Regions from separate parts of the Homo sapiens genome. Here region 1 is linked to region 2. Evidence: read pairs that join two places in POLR2A ChIA-PET (ENCODE). Cell type or tissue: OCI-LY7. All regions are shown on one strand. Links, peaks and the distances in the headings refer to the core of each region. The heading gives the core; the rest is flanking DNA.

Region 1 (7,181 bases), core at 1-5,000, 97 kb after region 2:
GGGGACCTCCCCAGTTCAGGTCCCACGGTGTCACACAGAAAGCCCCGCTAAGGGCTGAGGTCCTGATGGGGCCCCACAGAGCTACCTCTGGGTCCCCATTACCCTGCGACGTCAGTCTGGGCTTCCTTCGGGCTAGCTGGGGGCTGCAGGGTCTGGTTTCCAACCTGTGGGACGTTGGCAGGGGCCGCAAGCAGAGGGACTGGGCAGCTCGTGGGCGGGAAGGTGCCCCGGCGGGCTTCGGGCTGCAGGGCACAACCGTCCCGCCCAGGGCCCCGGCAACATGCCCCGGCTTTTCCGCTCAATTGGGAAAGCAACTGGAGCAGAAGGCGTAGGCGCACGCGGAGCGGGCGACCGCACGTATTCTCCCGGAGGCCCCGCGCTTCTGGCACCCAGAGGCTCAGCCTGGTAGGGGAGGGCCAGGCGGCGGGCGGGAGAGGAGGAGAGGCGGCGGGCGGCGAAGAGGCGGCGGGCTCGTGGCACCTGCCCAGCCCCGTGGGTCCTCACGCTACCCAGGACACGCTACTGTGCGGCTGGGAACCACGGGGGCCGGGGGTGCAGGAGCTGGAGAGGTGCGGAGACCACAGGACTGGCGCGATAGAAAGGGGTCTCGTGCTGGTGGTCAGGGACAGCGCCTCGGTGGCCCCAAGACCCATGAATTGTCTCTGGAACTGCAGGAACAGCTCCGGGTCGTATCGGAAGTTGGGGTTCGCCAACAATGGCTCCCCAAGACCTGAGATCCCCGCCCTCAGGTGACTCCCCTCCCCCGCATACCGCCTCCTACCTGAACAGAGGCGGGAGCCCGAATAGGACGGGGCGGGGCTAGCGAAGGCTGCGCAAGCGCGGCCGGCGGGGGCGTGGTCTTCGCCTGCTGCTTCGCTTGCCGGCCAGTGGAGTTCCCCGCCCCACATGCCGGGGACGTCGACTTACTCCCTCCCGCTGGTCACGCTGCTCCTTGGACGAACGAGCATAGCGCCCCTTAGGGGCTGGGCACGGCATGTCCAATTCTTAAGTGGTTGCATTCAACAAACCAGTTTTTAGTGAGTGCCCTCCTCTACAAAACACACCGAACACTAAGGTGATAATCATTGTTCCCAAGTTGCTCACAGTCTGGGAAAGGTGTTGTAGGAACACACAGTATTTTCTTTTTTTCTTTTTTTTTTTTTTTGAAACAGTCTCGCTCAGTCGCCCAGGCTGGAGTGCAGTGGCGCGATTTCGGCTCACTGCAAGCTCCTCCTCCCGGGTTCACACCATTCTCCTGCCTCAGCCTCCCGAGTAGCTGGGACTACGGGCGCCCACCACCACGCCCGGGTAATTTTTTGTATTTTTAGTAGAGACGGGGTTTCACCGTGTTTGCCAGGATGGTCTCGATCTCCTGACCTCGTGATCCGCTCACCTCGGCCTCCCAAAGTGCTGGGATTACAGGCGTGAGCCACCGCGCCCAGCCCACAATTTGGAATTTTAACTTGTGGTTAGATTGTTGGGGACAGAGACGGGGCCTGGAGTAAATATCAAATTCTAGTCCTAGACCCACAGCATTCTAACTGTATGACCTTGGTTAATCTCTATGAGCTCCCGTTTCCTACCAGCCTGGTAGATCATTGTGAAGACTCAACAGATGATTTAGATAAGAGCTCAGAAATTCTATAAGAGTTCTCAACAACAATGGTTTTCACTGATCCCAGTTAAGAGTTGTGAGGAGTAACAGTAGTGATGCTATTTTACAACAATGATGACTGTGTTCTCAGAAACAGAGCAAATGTTAACCCTGCCCATAGCTTCAACAGAAGGTAACATAGCCTAACAAAGTCCCCAACAGTCCCAATCAGCCAGCACTTCCCGACCTCTCCCCAATAGAAACGATATTATAAAAGCCTCAGCTTGTAAGCGATCAGGGTCTCAGCCAGACTCCTGACTGGAACTCCTTGCAGGCTTATTCCTGTGAATAAACCTGTTTGGCCGTTGAGTTGCCTCCTGTCTCTCGCTCTCTTCCCTTATATCTTCCTAACAAGAGTGGCTGAAGGAATTGTAAGTGTTCCAAAATTGAGAGCAAAGATCTTTTACTCCAGAGAAGATGGTCAGGGAAGGGAGGAGGAGGAGATGAGATAAAATAGGATGACAGGCCGGACGCGATGGCTCATGCTTGTAATCCCAGCACATTGGGAGGCCAAGGCGGGCAGATCACTTGAAGTCAGGAGTTCGAGACCAGCCTGGCCAACATGGTGAAACCCTGTCTCTACTAAAAATACCAAAATTAGCCAGGCTTGGTGGCACACGCCTGTAATCCCAGTTACTGGGGAGGCTGAGGCAGGAGAATTTCTTGGACCTGGGAAGCAGAGGTTGCAGTGAGCCGAGATCGTGCCACTGCACTCCAGCCTGGGTGACAGAGCGAGAGCCTGTCTCAAAAAAAAAAAAAAAAAAATAGGATGACGATGTCACTGAACTTCGTTAATTCAAAATCGGGGAGGAGCCTAGTTTGTACCAGGCACTGTGCTTTCAGCCAGGTAGATCCAAGGACCAGGAAACAGTTCCTCCGAAACCAAACCAGAGCAGATTCTTACTTTACCTAATAGAGGAGTAGGAAGCCATCAGGTTTTTCTCCGCTTTTATTTTTAAGATTTAACATACACATAATAAAATACAAAAAGTGCAGGAATCTTACATGTACAACTCAGTGATTTTTTACACATGTTAATACCCGTGTAACCACCACCTAAATTAACAGCCCTATCGTTTTGTTTTGGAAGTGGAGTGATCTCAGCTCACTGCAACCTCCTTCTCTGGGGTTCAAGCGATTCTCCTGCCTCAGCCTCCCGAGTAGCTGGGATTACAGGCATGCCCCACCATGCCCAGCTAATTTTGTAATTTTAGTAGGGGTAGGGTTTCTCCATGTTGGTCAGGCTGGTCTCAAACTCCTGACTTCAGGTGATCTGCCCCCCTTGGCCTCCCAAAGTGCTGGGATTACAGGCATGAACAACTGCACCCAGCCAACCCGGTTAATTTTTCTATTTTTTGTAGAGACAAGAGTTTCACCATATTGGCCAGGCTGGCCTCGAAATCCTGAGCTCAAGGGATCCACCTGCCTTGGTCTTCCAATATCCTGGAATTACAGGCATGAGCCACTGTGCCTGGTCGATGGTGTTTATTTGTTTGTTTGTTTGTTTTTGAGACAGAGTCTTGCTCTGTCGGCCAGGCTGAAGTGCAGTGGCAGGATCTCGGCTCACTGCAACCTCTGCCTCCTGGGCTCAAGCCATTCTCCTGCCTGAGCCTCCTGAGTAGCTGGGATTACAAGCATGTGCCACCACGCCCAGCTAATTTTTGTATTTTTAGTAGAGACAGGGTTTCACCCTATTGGCCAGGCTGGTCTCGAACTCCTGACCTCAGGTAATCCGCCCACCTCGGTCTCCCAAAGTGCTAGGATTACAGGCGTGAGCCACTGCGCCCGGTCTGTTTTTTTTGTTTGTTTGTTTGTTTGTTTGTTTGTTTTTGAGACAGGCTTGCTCTGTTGCCCAGGCTGGAGTGCAATGGTATCTTAGCTCACTCTAACCTCAAATTCCTGAGCATTGAGCGATCCTCCCAAGTAGCTAAGACTACAGGACCAGGCCACCTGGGTTCAAGCGATTCTTCTGCCTCAGCTTCCTGAGTAGTTGGTATTATAGGTGCCCGCAAACACGCCTGGCTAATTTTTGTATTTTTAGTACAGACAGGGTTTCTTTCTTTCTTTTTTTCTTTTTCTTTCTTTTTTTTTTTTTTTTTTTTGAGACAGAGTCTCGCTCTCTCGCCCAGGCTGGAGTGCAGTGGCACCATCTGGGCTCACTGCAAGCTCCGCCTCCCAGGTTCATGCCATTCTCCTGCCTCAGCCTCCCGAGTAGCTGGGACTACAGACACCCGCCACCACGGTCAGCTAATTTTTTGTATTTTTAGTAGAGACGGGGTTTCACTGTGTTAGCCAGGATGGTCTCGATCCTGACCTCGTGATCCACCCGCCTCGGCCTCCCAAAGTGCTAGATTACAAGCGTGAGCCACCGCACCCGGCGTACAGAGGGGGTTTCGCCATGTTGGCCAGGCTAGTCTCAAACTCCTGAGTTTAGGTTATCCACCTGCCTCAGGCTCCCAAAGTGCGGCGATTACAAGCATGATCCATCGCACCCAGTCAGTGGGAATTAAATGGAAAAACATTTTAAAGCACTTTATGATCAGGATAGTAGGGACTCAAATGCTAGTTTGCTCACTGTATTTCCAAAGAATGTTAAGAAATGAGAAGATAGGCCGGGCATGGTGGCTTACTCCCGTAATCCCAGCACTTTGCGAGGCTGAGGCGCGCGGATCATGAGGTCAGGAGTTCGAGACCAGCCTGACCAACATGGTGAAACCCTGTCTCTACTAAAAATACAAAAATTAGCCGGGTGTGGTGGTGTACACCTGTAATCCCAGCTAATCAGGAGGCTGAGGCAGGAGAATCACTTGAACCTGGGAGGCAGAAGTTGCAGTGAGCTGAGATGGCGCCATTGCACTCCAGCCTAGGTGACAGAGTGAGACTCCGTCTCAAAAAAAAAAAAAAAGAAAGAAAGAAAGAAAAGAAAAAGAAATGAGAAGATGACATCCCAATACAGTACAAAGACTTTACTAAGGGATAATAAAAGGTAATTTGAACAAACGTAAATCATACTACATGCCTGAAAAACAAGCTATGACTTTGATACTGTCCAAATGTCAATCCATTCAAAATTCATTTGGCATTTTAAAACCATCCCAATCTATATCCCAACAGAATTTGTTGGAAACTGGACAAAGTTTTTATTTTTTTTTCAGAAGCCATAGAAATGAATGGACAACATTATTTTAAATATCATCCGAGGTTGGGCCCAGTGGCTCATGCTTACAATCCCAACACTTTGGAAGGATGGCTTGAGGTCAGGAGTTTGAGACCAGCCTGGGCAACGTAGTGAGACCCCATTGCTACAAAAAATTTAGAAATTAGCCAGGTGTGGTGGCATGTGCCTCTAGTCCTATCTACTCAGGGGCTTAGACGGGAAGAGACCTTGAGCCTAGGAGTTCAAGGCCTCAGTGAGCTATGATTGTAGCACTGCACTCCAGCCTAGGCTACAAGAAAGACCTTGTTTCAAAAAAATTTTTTATCTCATGTATGATTTTAACTATGATAAAAGGGACATCCTGCACAGGTGCAGTGGCTTATGCTGTAATTCAACCACTTTGGAAGGCTGAGGTGAGAGGGTTGATTGAGTCCAGGAGTTCAAGACCAGCCTGGGCAACATAGGGAGAACCCCCCGCCATCTCTACAAAAATATAAAAAATTAGCCAGGGTCGGGTGCAGTGGCTCATGCCTGTAATGCCAGCACTTTGGAAGGCTGAGGCAGGCAGATCACCTGAGGTCAGGAGTTCGAGACCAGCCTGGCCAACATGATGAAACCCAGTCTCTACTAAAAATACCAAAATTAGCTGGGCGTGGTGGCATGTGCCTTTAATCCCAGATACTCCTGAGGCTGAGGCAGGAGAATCGAATGAACCCGGGAGGCGGAGGTTGCAGTGAGCCAAGATCGCGCCACTGCACTCCAGCCTGGGCCACAGAGCGAGACTCCATCTCAAAATAATAAATAAATAAATAAAAGTAAAAATTAGCCAGGTGTGGTGGCATGTACCTGTGGTCCCAGCTAATTGGGAGACTGAGGTGGCAGGATTGCTTGAGGCAGGAAGGTCAAGGCTGCAGTAAGCTATGATCGCACTACTGTACTCTAGCCTGGGTGAAAGCAAGACCGTGTTTCAAAAGAAAAATTTTTTTTAATTAAAAAAAATGACACTCCTGGACGGGTGCAGTGGCTCACGCTTATAATCCCAGCACTTTGGGAGGCCGAGGTGGGTGGATCACGAGGTCAGGAGTTCCAGACCAGCCTGGCCAACATGGTGAAACCCCGTCTACTAAAAATACAAAAATTAGCCAGGCGTGGAGGCGTGCACCTGTAATCACAGCTATTCAGGAGGCTGAGGGAGGAGAATCGCTTGAACCTGAAAGGCAGAGGTTGCAGTGAGCCAAGATGGCACCATTGCACTCCAGCCTGGGCAACAGGGTGAGACTCAGTCTCAAAAAAAAAAACACAAAAATTAGGCGGGCATGGTGGCACACACCTGTAATTCCAGCTACTAGGGAGGCTGAGGCAGGAGAATCACTTGAACCAGGGAGGCGGGGGTTGCAGTGAGCTGAGATCATGCCACTGCACTTGAGCCTGGGTGACAGAGCAAGACTCCGTCTCAAAATTTAAAATAAATAAATAATTTTTTTTTTAATTAACCAGGCATGGTGGCTCATGCTGATAGTCCCAGCTACTCAGGAGGCTGAGGTGGGAGGATTGCTTAAGTCTGGGTGGTCAAGGTTGCACTGAGCAGTGATTGTGCTACTGCACTCCTGCCTGGGCAACCGAGTGAGACCTTGTCTCCAAAAAAGTAAAAAAAAAAAAAAAAAAAAAGGAAGCCATCCCAAATCAATAGAGTGGAGTGGATTAACTAATAAATAATGCCAGGCACAGTGGCTCATGCCTGTAATTGAAACACTTTGGAAGGCCAAGGCAGGAGAATTGCTTGAGCCGAAAAGGTTGAGGCTGCAATGAGCTGTGATCACGCCACTGCACTCCCTCCTGGGTGACAGAGTGAGACCCTGCCTCAAAATAAATAAATAATAAATAGATAAATGAATAAATTGTTCTAGGTATTTAGAAAAAATCAACTTAGATCTCTATTGCACACTCCACACAAAATAAATCCCAGATAGATTTAAAAATGCCATTTAAGACCTGGCACAGTGGTTCACGCCTGTAATTCCAGCACTTTGGGAGGCTGAGGAGGGCAGATCACCTGAGGTCAGGAGTTCAAGACCAGCCTGACCAACATGGTGAAACTCTGTCTCTACTAAAATTACAAAAATTAGTTGAGCGTGATGGCACATGCCTGTAGTCCTAGCTACTTAGGAGGCTGAGGCAGGGGAATCACTCAAACTCAGGAGGTGGAAGTTGCAGTGAGCTGAGATTGCACCACTGCACTCCAGCCTGGGCGACAGAGAGAGACTCCGTCTCAAAAAAATAAATAAATAAATAAAGAGGCTGGGCGTAGTGGCTCACGCCTGTAATCCCAGCACTTTGGGAGGCCAAGGCAGGCAGATCACCTGACGTCAG
Region 2 (9,208 bases), core at 2,050-7,049:
AAGGCTGATGGAAGGAGGGAGCTCCCACAGTCCCTGCCACACCATCCCGCTCAGTAGGCTGCCTCAGCCAATTCCAGATCCTTGCCCTAGGGGCTCTACTTGTGGGTCCCAAACACCTGGAGGAGGGTAGGAAAAAAACAGAAGATACAGGCCCTGTCCTCCCAGGGTCTCCATCTAATAGAGAGGGTCTGTAGGAGGAAGTTGCTCCTACCTTTTCCTTCCGTGCCTCAGGCCTTCCCAGAGCACCCATTCCCTCCAGACCCCAGCATCAAATACAAACCAGCCAGGCTTCAAAGCTCCTACCAGCTACCCCAACCCCCTTCAGCTTCTCTCCCCTCCAGCCAAGCTGATTTCTAGGACCCTCCCTGTAAAAAGACTCCACTTGAGGGATTCCAGGTGTTCTTATCCCCAACATGGCTGAGACCCTTCCTCCCATCTACCCAAAGCCCTCCCTGATTAGCAAAGCCAATCATCTTGAAGGGCTCCTTCCCCCCCTCCCCTTCAATTGCCTTACTTTTCTCCCTGTCCTTATTTCCCACTACTTTCCTTTCAAGACTTCTTTTTGCATGGGCAGTTCACCCAATTGGGGACAATTCTGTCCTCCTTGTACCCTGTGATACCTCAATAGTTGCCTTTTCTCCCAGCTCGGTGGCAAGCCCTGTAGTCCCAGCTAGCAGGCAGGAGGATCACTTGACCCCGGGAGTTCTGGGCTGCAATGCATTATGCTGATGGGTGTCCACACCAAGTTCAGCATCGATATGGTGACCTCCTAGGAGTGGGAGACCGCCAGGTTGACTAAGGAAGGGTGAGCTGGCCCAGGTCAGAATGGAACAGATTGAAACTCTGGTGCTGATCATGGTGGGATTGGGCACACAAGCCTGACAACACCAGGACACCCTGTCTCTTTATTTATTTTTTCAAACACCAACTCAAACCAGATGAGACCTTGTCTCTTAAAACAAACAAACAAACAAAAAAAGTCTTTTCCTTCAGGAATCCTTCTCTGACCAACCCCACCTACTTATTCATCCAACAGATATTTATTGAGGACCTGCTATGTGCCTGGCACTTGACTAGACACTAGGTTGGTACATGTTGGTGACATAGATGTTTGTCCTTTTCCTCACACAGCCTGCAGCCTAGTGGGGGTCAGACAACAAGTGAGTGGGTGATTTCAATTCAGTGTGGGCACATTTAGGGGAAGTGGACACCAATCCCAGACTTGAGAGTTTGGGGAAGCTTCCTGCAGGGACCAACTGTCTGAGCTGGAACTTCCAGCATCAGGTATGGTTCTGTCCAGGCAAACAGTACATCTCACTAGAGCTCTAAAGATAGAATAGGAGGCTGGGTGTGGAGGCTCATGCCTGTAATCCCAGCACTTTGAGAGGCTGAGGTGGGTGGATTGCTTGAGTCTGGGAGTTCAAAATCAGCCTGGGCAACATGGCAAAACTCTGTCTCTACTGAAAGTACGAAAAAAAAAAAAATTAGCCAGGCATGGTGGCGCATTCCTGTAGTCCCAGCTACTTGGGAGGCTGAGGTGGGAGAATCACCTGAGTCAGGGGTGGTCGAGGCTGCAGTGAGCCGAGATCGTGCCACTGCACTCCAGCCTGGGCAATTGGAGTTAGACCCTGTCTCAAAAAAAAAAAAAAAATAGCATCCCACCAAAGGCTCTCCACCAGTTGTTATGAGAGGCCTCTAAGGCGGCGTTCCCAAACAATGCTTTTTTTGTTGTTTTTTTCCGAGACAGAGTCTTGCTCTATCGTCCAGGCTGGAGTGCGGTGGCGTGATCTCTGCTCACTGCAACCCCTGCCTCCCAGGTTCAAGCAATTCTCCTGCCTCAGCCTCCCAAGTAGCTGGTAGCTGGTGGCTGGGATTACAGGCATGTGCCACTACGCCTGGCTAATTTTTGTATTACTAGTTGTGATGGGGTTTCACCGTGTTGGCCAGGCTAGTCTCAAACTCTTGACCTTGTGATCTGCCCACCTCAGCCTCCCAAAGTGCTGGGATTACAGGCATGAGCCACCATGCCTGACCCAAACAACCCATTTCTGGTTTTTAGTTTTTTGTTTTTTTTTGAGATGGAGTCTCGCTCTGTCACCCAGGTTGGAGTGCAGTGGCGCGGTCTCGGCTCACTGCAAGTTCCACCTCCTGGGTTCACGCCATTCACCTGCCTCAGCCTCCCGAGTAGCTGGGATTACAAGCGCCCACCACCACGCCTGGCTAACTAATATTTTTTGTATTTTTAGTAGAGACGGGGTTTCACCGTTTTAGGCAGGATGGTCTTGAACTCCTGACCTTGTGATCCGCCCGCCTCGGCCTCCCAAAGTGCTGGGATTACAGGCGTGAGCCACCACGCCCGGCCCCAAACAACCCATTTCTAATTCTCCAAGTCCCAAAAGAACTTTGTTCTGAGAGTCCAAAGTACAAGACCTTGGCCTAGTCACTTCCTGTCTCTGGGTTGCAGCTTCTTCAAGTGTAAAACAAGAGGCTTAGGTGCCTTTATCTTCATGCCCTTCTTTATCCTATAGATAGCGATTAAATAGTTGGCTTGTTGACAGAAAAACCCTCACTTAGCTCTCATCTGCATGGGGCTACCAGAGCTCATAAACCCAGGAGAAGCTGTCATAGGCAGGACCTCAGAGAAAGCCAGTTGGTCAGTCACCTGTGTCTCGCCCACTGCCCCCTTGGTCTGGCAGTTCTGCGTCCTGGGAACATTTCATTCTTGCTGCTAATGGAAGGCAAGAGGCTTTCCGAGATTGTGCTGGAGGGGAGAGCATGCCCACAATATATTTAGTTACTGTATTAATCTGCTCTAATATGTAGCACTATAGGACTGTTATTTTTGAGAGAGGGAATGTTCTCAGGTGAGGAAACTGCTTGGTGAAGGTCCAGAGTGGTGAAAGGACTCGCCTAAAAGCATAGGGTTGGTGCTGATAGCTGGAAGAGCCTCCTGATTCCGTGTCCAGACTCTTTCCACGACACCACGGCAGCACTTGATCCAACTTTCCATTGGACTTCTTCCTGTGTCTGGCTCATTTCCCTGTGAGGCCATACGATCTGGGAAGGCAGGCTCAGCCTCCTTATCTGGACATCCCCCAGAGCCTGGAGGGGTGCTCAGAACCTGCCATCTCCCAGGCCCTCCTTTTCTCTCTCATCATGACCCTGTTTATATTTATGTAGCTCTCTTACTCATTCTAAAAAGCCTTCCCTGGATTGTTGACAAAGCCCTGGGCCAGGCACAGTCCCAATCCCAGCCAGATCTAAAACCTGCTCTGTGACTTAAAACAAACTGATTCACTTCCCTGGGCCTTGTGTTCTCCATCTGTCAAGACCTATAACCTGGCGGGGCACAGTGGCTTACGCCTGTAATCCCAACACTTTGGGAGGCCGAGGTGGGTGGATCACTTGAAGTCAGGAGTTTGAGACCAGCCTGGCCAACATGGTGAAACCCCGTCTCTACTAAAAATACAAATATTAGGCAGGCGCGGTGGCTCATGCCTGTAATCCCAGCACTTTGGGAGGCCAAGGCAGGCAGATCACGAGGTCAGGAGATTGAGACCATTCTGGCCAACATGGCGAAACCCTGTCTCTGCTAAAAATACCAAAAAAAAATTAGTTGGGTGTGGTGATGCACGCCTGTAGTCCTAGCTACTCGGGAGGCTGAGGCAGGAGAATCACCTGAACCCAGGAGGCAGAGGTTGCAGTGAACCAAGATCGTGCCACTGCCCTCCAACCTGGGCTACAGAATGAGACTCCATCTCAAAAATAGGCCAACCTATTCTAACTCCTAAGGCATTTGTAATCTCAGCTCTGAAATCCCAAATCAGGAAGTGTTTTTAAAAGACATAGCTCTGCCGGGCACGGTGGCTCATGCCTGTAATCCCAGCACTTTGGGAGACCTAGGCGGGTAGATCATGAGGTCAGGAGTTTGAGACCAGCCTGGCCATTATGATGAAACCCTGTCTCTACTAAAAATACAAAAATTAGCCAGGCATGGTGGCATGCACCTGGGAGGCTGAGGCAGGAGAATCACCTGAACCTGGGAGGCGGAGGTTACAGTGAGCCAAGATCGCACCATTGCACTCCAGGCTGAGTTACAGAGCGAGACTCTGTCTCAAGAAAAAAAAAAAAAAAGACATAGCTCTGAGATAAGGGAATAAGCCCAATGCTTCTGTCTTCCTGTAGGGTCTCACAACCTCAGGAATACATCTGCTTTATCTGCAGGGACTAGGGTGCTGCTTTTTTTTTTTTTTTTTTCCCCAGAGGTGGTTGTCTCACTATATTGCCCAGCCCCAAGTTCTTATCCTTACTAGTCATTGTACAAATAATACAGGTACCTGCCTTCAAGGGGCTTATAAGATGGGGACAGTGAGAGAACAATAAAAGATGCTGAATAGGCCGGGCGCGGTGGCTCACACCTGTAATCCCAGCACTCTGGGAGCCCTAGGCAGGCAAATCACCTGAGGTCAGGAGTTCAAGGCCAGCCTGGCCAACATGGTGAAACCCCATCTCTACTTAAAATACAAAAAAAATTAGCCTGGCGTGGTGATGCACGTCTGTAATCACAGCTACTTGCGAGGCTGAGGCAGGAGAATCGCTTGAACCAGGGAGGCGAAGATTGCAGTGAGCCGAAATCACGCCACTGCACTCCGGCCTGGGAAACAGAGCAAGACTCCATCTCAAAAAAAAAAAAAAAAAAAAGATGCTGAGTAATTAAATCATATGAAGTTTATGCAGTCAGTGCAAATTGCATCCTCAGGTAGACCTGGTGGAGAAAGAGAAAACTGACCTGGAGCTGGAAAGACAGGCCAGGGACAGAGTCACACAGAGGGCTCGGTGAGGGGCAGGGAAAGAGCAAAAGCAGGATTAATGTCAATAGGAAGGGAGTGAATCTCAAAGACCAACTACCTAGTTCAAGTTCTCTTTTTTTGTTTTTTTGTTTTTTTTTTCTGAAACGGGGTCTCACTTCGTTGCCCAGGCTGGAGTGCGGTTGCCACGGCTCACTGCAGCCTCAGCCTTCCTGGGCTTGGGTGGTCCTCTCACCTCAGCCTCCTGCGTAGCTGGGACTACAGGCACGTACCACAACACCCGCTAATTTTTGTATTTTTTGTAGAGCTGGGGTTTTGCCATGTTGCCCAGGCTTGTCTCTAACTCCTGGGCTCAAGCAACCCTCCCTCCTCAGCCTCCCAAAGTGCTGGGCTTATAGGTGTGAGCCACTGTACCCAGCCTTCAAACTCTTTCTGATGGTTACCTCCCTGCCAACATCTCTGGCCAGCAGTGTATTAGCATCTTCTTCTTTTTTTTTTTTTTTTTTTTCTTGAGATGGAATTTTGCTCTGTCACCAGGCTGGAGTGGGGTGGTCTCAGCTCACTGCAACCTCGACCTCCCAGGTTCAAGCAATTCTCTTGCCTCAGCCTCCCTAGTAGCTGGGACTACAGGCGTGCGCCACCATGCCCAGCTAATTTTTGTATTTTTAGTAGAGACAAGGTGTCACCATGTTGGCCAGGATTGTCTTGATCTCTTGACCTCGTGATCCACCCGCCTGGGCTTCCAAAGTGCTGAGATTACAGGCGAGAGCCACGGCCCCTGTCCATCAGCGTCTTCTTGAACACCTTTAGTAACAGGGAGCTTACTGTTACTCCCAAGACAGCTCACTCCGTTTATGGACATCTGTTTTTCCTTCCTCAAAGCTGAACTTCATCTACCAGTGGTCTCCACGGAACTAAACTTCATTTTGAGATAATCTCTTATCTCCTGGTGGTCCGTGCACTACCTTTTGGGGGTGCACACTGTAAATCTAATTCTTCCTCCCCATGATAGCCCTTCAGGTATTTGAGCTTTAGTGGTCCCTACTCTTTCTTTTTTTTTTTTTTTCTGAGACAGAGTCTTGCTCTTGTTGCCCAGGCTGGAGTGCTGTGGCACAATCTCAGCTCACTGCAATCTCCACTTCCTGGGTTCAAGGGATTCTCCTGCGTCACCCTCCCAAGTAGCTGGGATTACAGGCGCCCGCCACCACGCCCAGCTAATTTTTATATTTATAGTAGAGACAGGGTTTCCGCATGTTGGCCAGGTTGGTCTCAAACTCCTGACCTCACGATCCACTCTTTACTTTTGCCTAAACATTCCCAGGTCACAAAACAATGGCTCCCATCATAACACCTGGCCAACTTACAATAAAGCAAGATTATCTGTCTTCTCCTTTATTCCAAATACCATATCTCCAGTAACGTGACTTAACATTGGATTTGCTCCTGGCAGTCATGTTATGCTGATGTCCCTTTTTCTTTTTTCTTTCTTTTTTTTTTTTTTTTTTGAGACAGAGTTTTGCTCTTGTTCCCCAAGCTGGAGTGCAATGGCGTGACCTCGGCTCCACTGCAAACTCCGCCTCCCAGGTTCAAGTGATTCTCCTGCCTCAGCCTCCCAAGTAGCTGGGATTGCAGGTGCACGCCACCACGCCCGGCTGATTTTTTGTATTTTTAGTGGAAACAGGGTTTCACCATGTTAGCCAGGCTGGTCTCGAACTCCCGATCTCAGGTGATCCGCCCGCCTCAGCCTCCCAAAGTGCTGGGATTACAGGCGTGAGACACCGCGCCCGGCCTGATGTCCCTTTTTCTTTTCTTTTTTTAAGACGGAGTTTCACTCTTGTTGCCCAGGCTGCAGTGCAATGGCGCGGTTGGTCTCAGCTCACCACAACCTCAGCCTCCCGGGTTCAAGCGATTCTCCTGCCTCAGCCTCCCATGTAGCTGGGATTACAGGCGCCTGCCACCATGCTCAGCTAATTTTTATATTTTTAGTAGAGACGGGGTTTCACTATGTTGGCCAGGCTGGTCTGGAACTCCTGACCTCAAGTCATCTGCCCGCCTCAGCTTCCCAAAGTGCTGGGATTACGGATGTGAGCCACCGCACCCAGCTTGATGTCCCTTTTTCTTTCTCCCTATCCCCTCTGCCCCACCAGTGCTGATGTCTTAGACTGAACTTACTAAAACCCCGGATTCTTTTTCACCTGAACTTCTTCTAAGCCATGTCTGGCCCACTGTGTATTGCTGAGGTCTTACATAGATCTCTGATCACTTTATTCTGTTAGGTTTACCTAACCATTCTATACATGGAGATGATTCTTGGATCCTTATCTTTCAATGTTTACTATCCCTCAAGGGTTATATCTGTGAAATGTGATACTATATTTTCATATAAGCTGTTAATAAAAATATTTAACAGGAAAGAGATGGAGACAAAACCCTAAAGTATGCAAATGTTCTTCCGCTTGGTACCAATCCATGTCACACTGAGAAGTAGCAAGAATAAATGGTTTTGTAGGTGGGATGGAGTCAGATCAAAATGAGCCTCAAAAGAAGAAAATAGAAAGGCTCAGAAGGTTTTTGAGTGAAGAGTGATACAAGGAACAATCTGGTATAGCAAAAAAACAAAACACTAACCCTGGAACTCAACAGATCTGGATCTGATCTACAATTCCAGGTCTATTGCTTATTAGCTGTAGAACTTTGGGCAAATTAACCGCTCTGAGCATCTGTTTCTTCTCCTGTAAAATGCGATAACAACTACCTTAGGATTTATTGTGAAGATTAAAAGAGATAGCATATATGACAAGCCTAGTACATAACAGGTGCTCAATAAATGAAGAAGAAAAATGGGAGGGTGAGGAGGAGGAGAAGAAAGTCATGCTCAGGACAGGCCCAGGTCTAGTAGTGTCTCACTCTATTGCCCAGGCTAGAGTGCAGTGGCACGATCTCGGCTCACTGGAACCTCCACCTCCCGGGTTCAAGTGATTCTCCTGCCTCAGCCTCCTGAATAGCAGGGATTACAGGCATGTGCCACCATGTCCAGGTAATTTTGTATTTTTAGTGGGGGTTTCACCATGTTGGCCAGGCTGGTCTTGAACTCCTGACCTCAAGTCATCCACCCGCCTTGGCCTCCCAAAGTGCTAGAATTACAGGCATGAGCCATGGCACCTGGCCAGGTCTGGTTTCTGAAGAGGGACTACACTTGTGGTAAACCCAAGTGGAAAGTCCACCTCTGAGGCTACTGTGAGGGCCTGAGATGACTCACTGGGGCTGGGGCTTGGTCTAGGATAATATGTATGGAATGGCAAAGGGAAGGAAGCAGATCTGAATGACATTTCCAAAGGAGAATTGATCCACCTTGGACTCAAGTGAGGTGTGGAGGATGACAGAGAGAGGAGTCACACGTAGCACCAAGGTTTTTACTCTGGGTAGTGACAGGGAAGTACGAAGGGGGTGATGGCTTGGGGAAGATGGTTCATGGTTAGTCACTGCATTAGGCATGGCAGTAGGATACCAAGTGGACATGACCAGTGAGGAGGTGAAGCGATTCGATTAGAACTTCAGAGAAAGAGAAGTCAGAGCCAAAGTTATGTTCCTGGGAAGCACCGCATGCCAGTGGTAGCTGCAGGCATTGGGTGAGGTTTCTGAGGGTGAGCTGGGAAGCGAACCAAGGACAGGACCCTGTAGGACACATCCGGAGCCATGACTTAGGGCTGGAGAAGAAACTGCCCCACACTGCTTTCCCTCCCCACCATTCTCTGCCTCCTGGTCAGAGTTGCAAAGATCAACCCAAGCTGACACCCACCCACCCACTGCATCACTGCAGACAGAAATCTGTGCAGAGCCCACTGGAATCGAAACCCTCCAGGACTCTGCTTTTCTGTCCTGATATCAGAAAGGACACAAGTTCTTGTCTAATCAACAGACCCCAGCTTGTTGCTGCAATCGTGCACTTGAAAAGGGAGAGGCAGGAGGGATGCCACAGAGAGAGATGTGGACAGAGGCAGGCAGGGACACCTTCGTGAAGAGCAGGAGAGAAACAGAAGCTGAGGGACAAAGGGGAGGGGAGCGCTGTGAGTACCTCAAAAGGCCGACTGACAGAGGAGGAGAAAAAGAGACTTAAGGAGGGGGCAGGAGAAAAGATTCGCTGGGAAGCTGATGAAGTGCAACTGAGAAAACTGTTGCCATGGTGATGGGTCCAGAGGAGGGAGTAGGAATATAAATCGGATTATGAGTTGGGGGAGTCTGTATGTGCCGAGGGTGTTCAAAACCCAGATGCTGTCCCCCCAACACCAGGCCCTCCCCACGAGATCTTCCACTGCGAGAAGCCTTTCCCAGAGGTCCTCCCCAGGCCAGGCCAAGGAATGCAGTGAGCAGAGGCACTGGAGTGGCCCAGGGCTCAGCAT

What was found. ChIA-PET counts read pairs that join two places held together with the same protein. Peaks named below come from ENCODE experiments on the same cell type or tissue, not always from the same donor. Only the 100,000 strongest peaks of a DNase experiment are listed, where the experiment ranks them.
Region 1: POLR2A ChIA-PET joins it to region 2 with 8 read pairs; 10 of 35 experiments call an interaction of 5 or more read pairs at or near these places.

What each region holds. Positions count from the first base shown.
Region 1 is chr11:119,030,068-119,037,248 of GRCh38, forward strand. SLC37A4 (solute carrier family 37 member 4) reads right to left here and starts at 810. Exons shown (of 10, transcript NM_001467.6): 1 at 782-810. RefSeq lists silencers at 265-424, 5,930-6,084. In OCI-LY7, for the core only: a CTCF peak has its summit at 996; DNase peaks (open chromatin) are centred at 424 and 914; H3K4me3 peaks cover 920 bases; H3K27ac peaks cover 471 bases.
Region 2 is chr11:118,930,573-118,939,780 of GRCh38, forward strand. It overlaps the pseudogene RN7SL688P. Among named protein-coding and RNA genes, the nearest start is that of BCL9L, 9.3 kb to the left of the region's middle. RefSeq lists an enhancer at 9,062-9,208. In OCI-LY7, for the core only: no CTCF peak of the experiment used is centred there; a DNase peak (open chromatin) is centred at 4,994.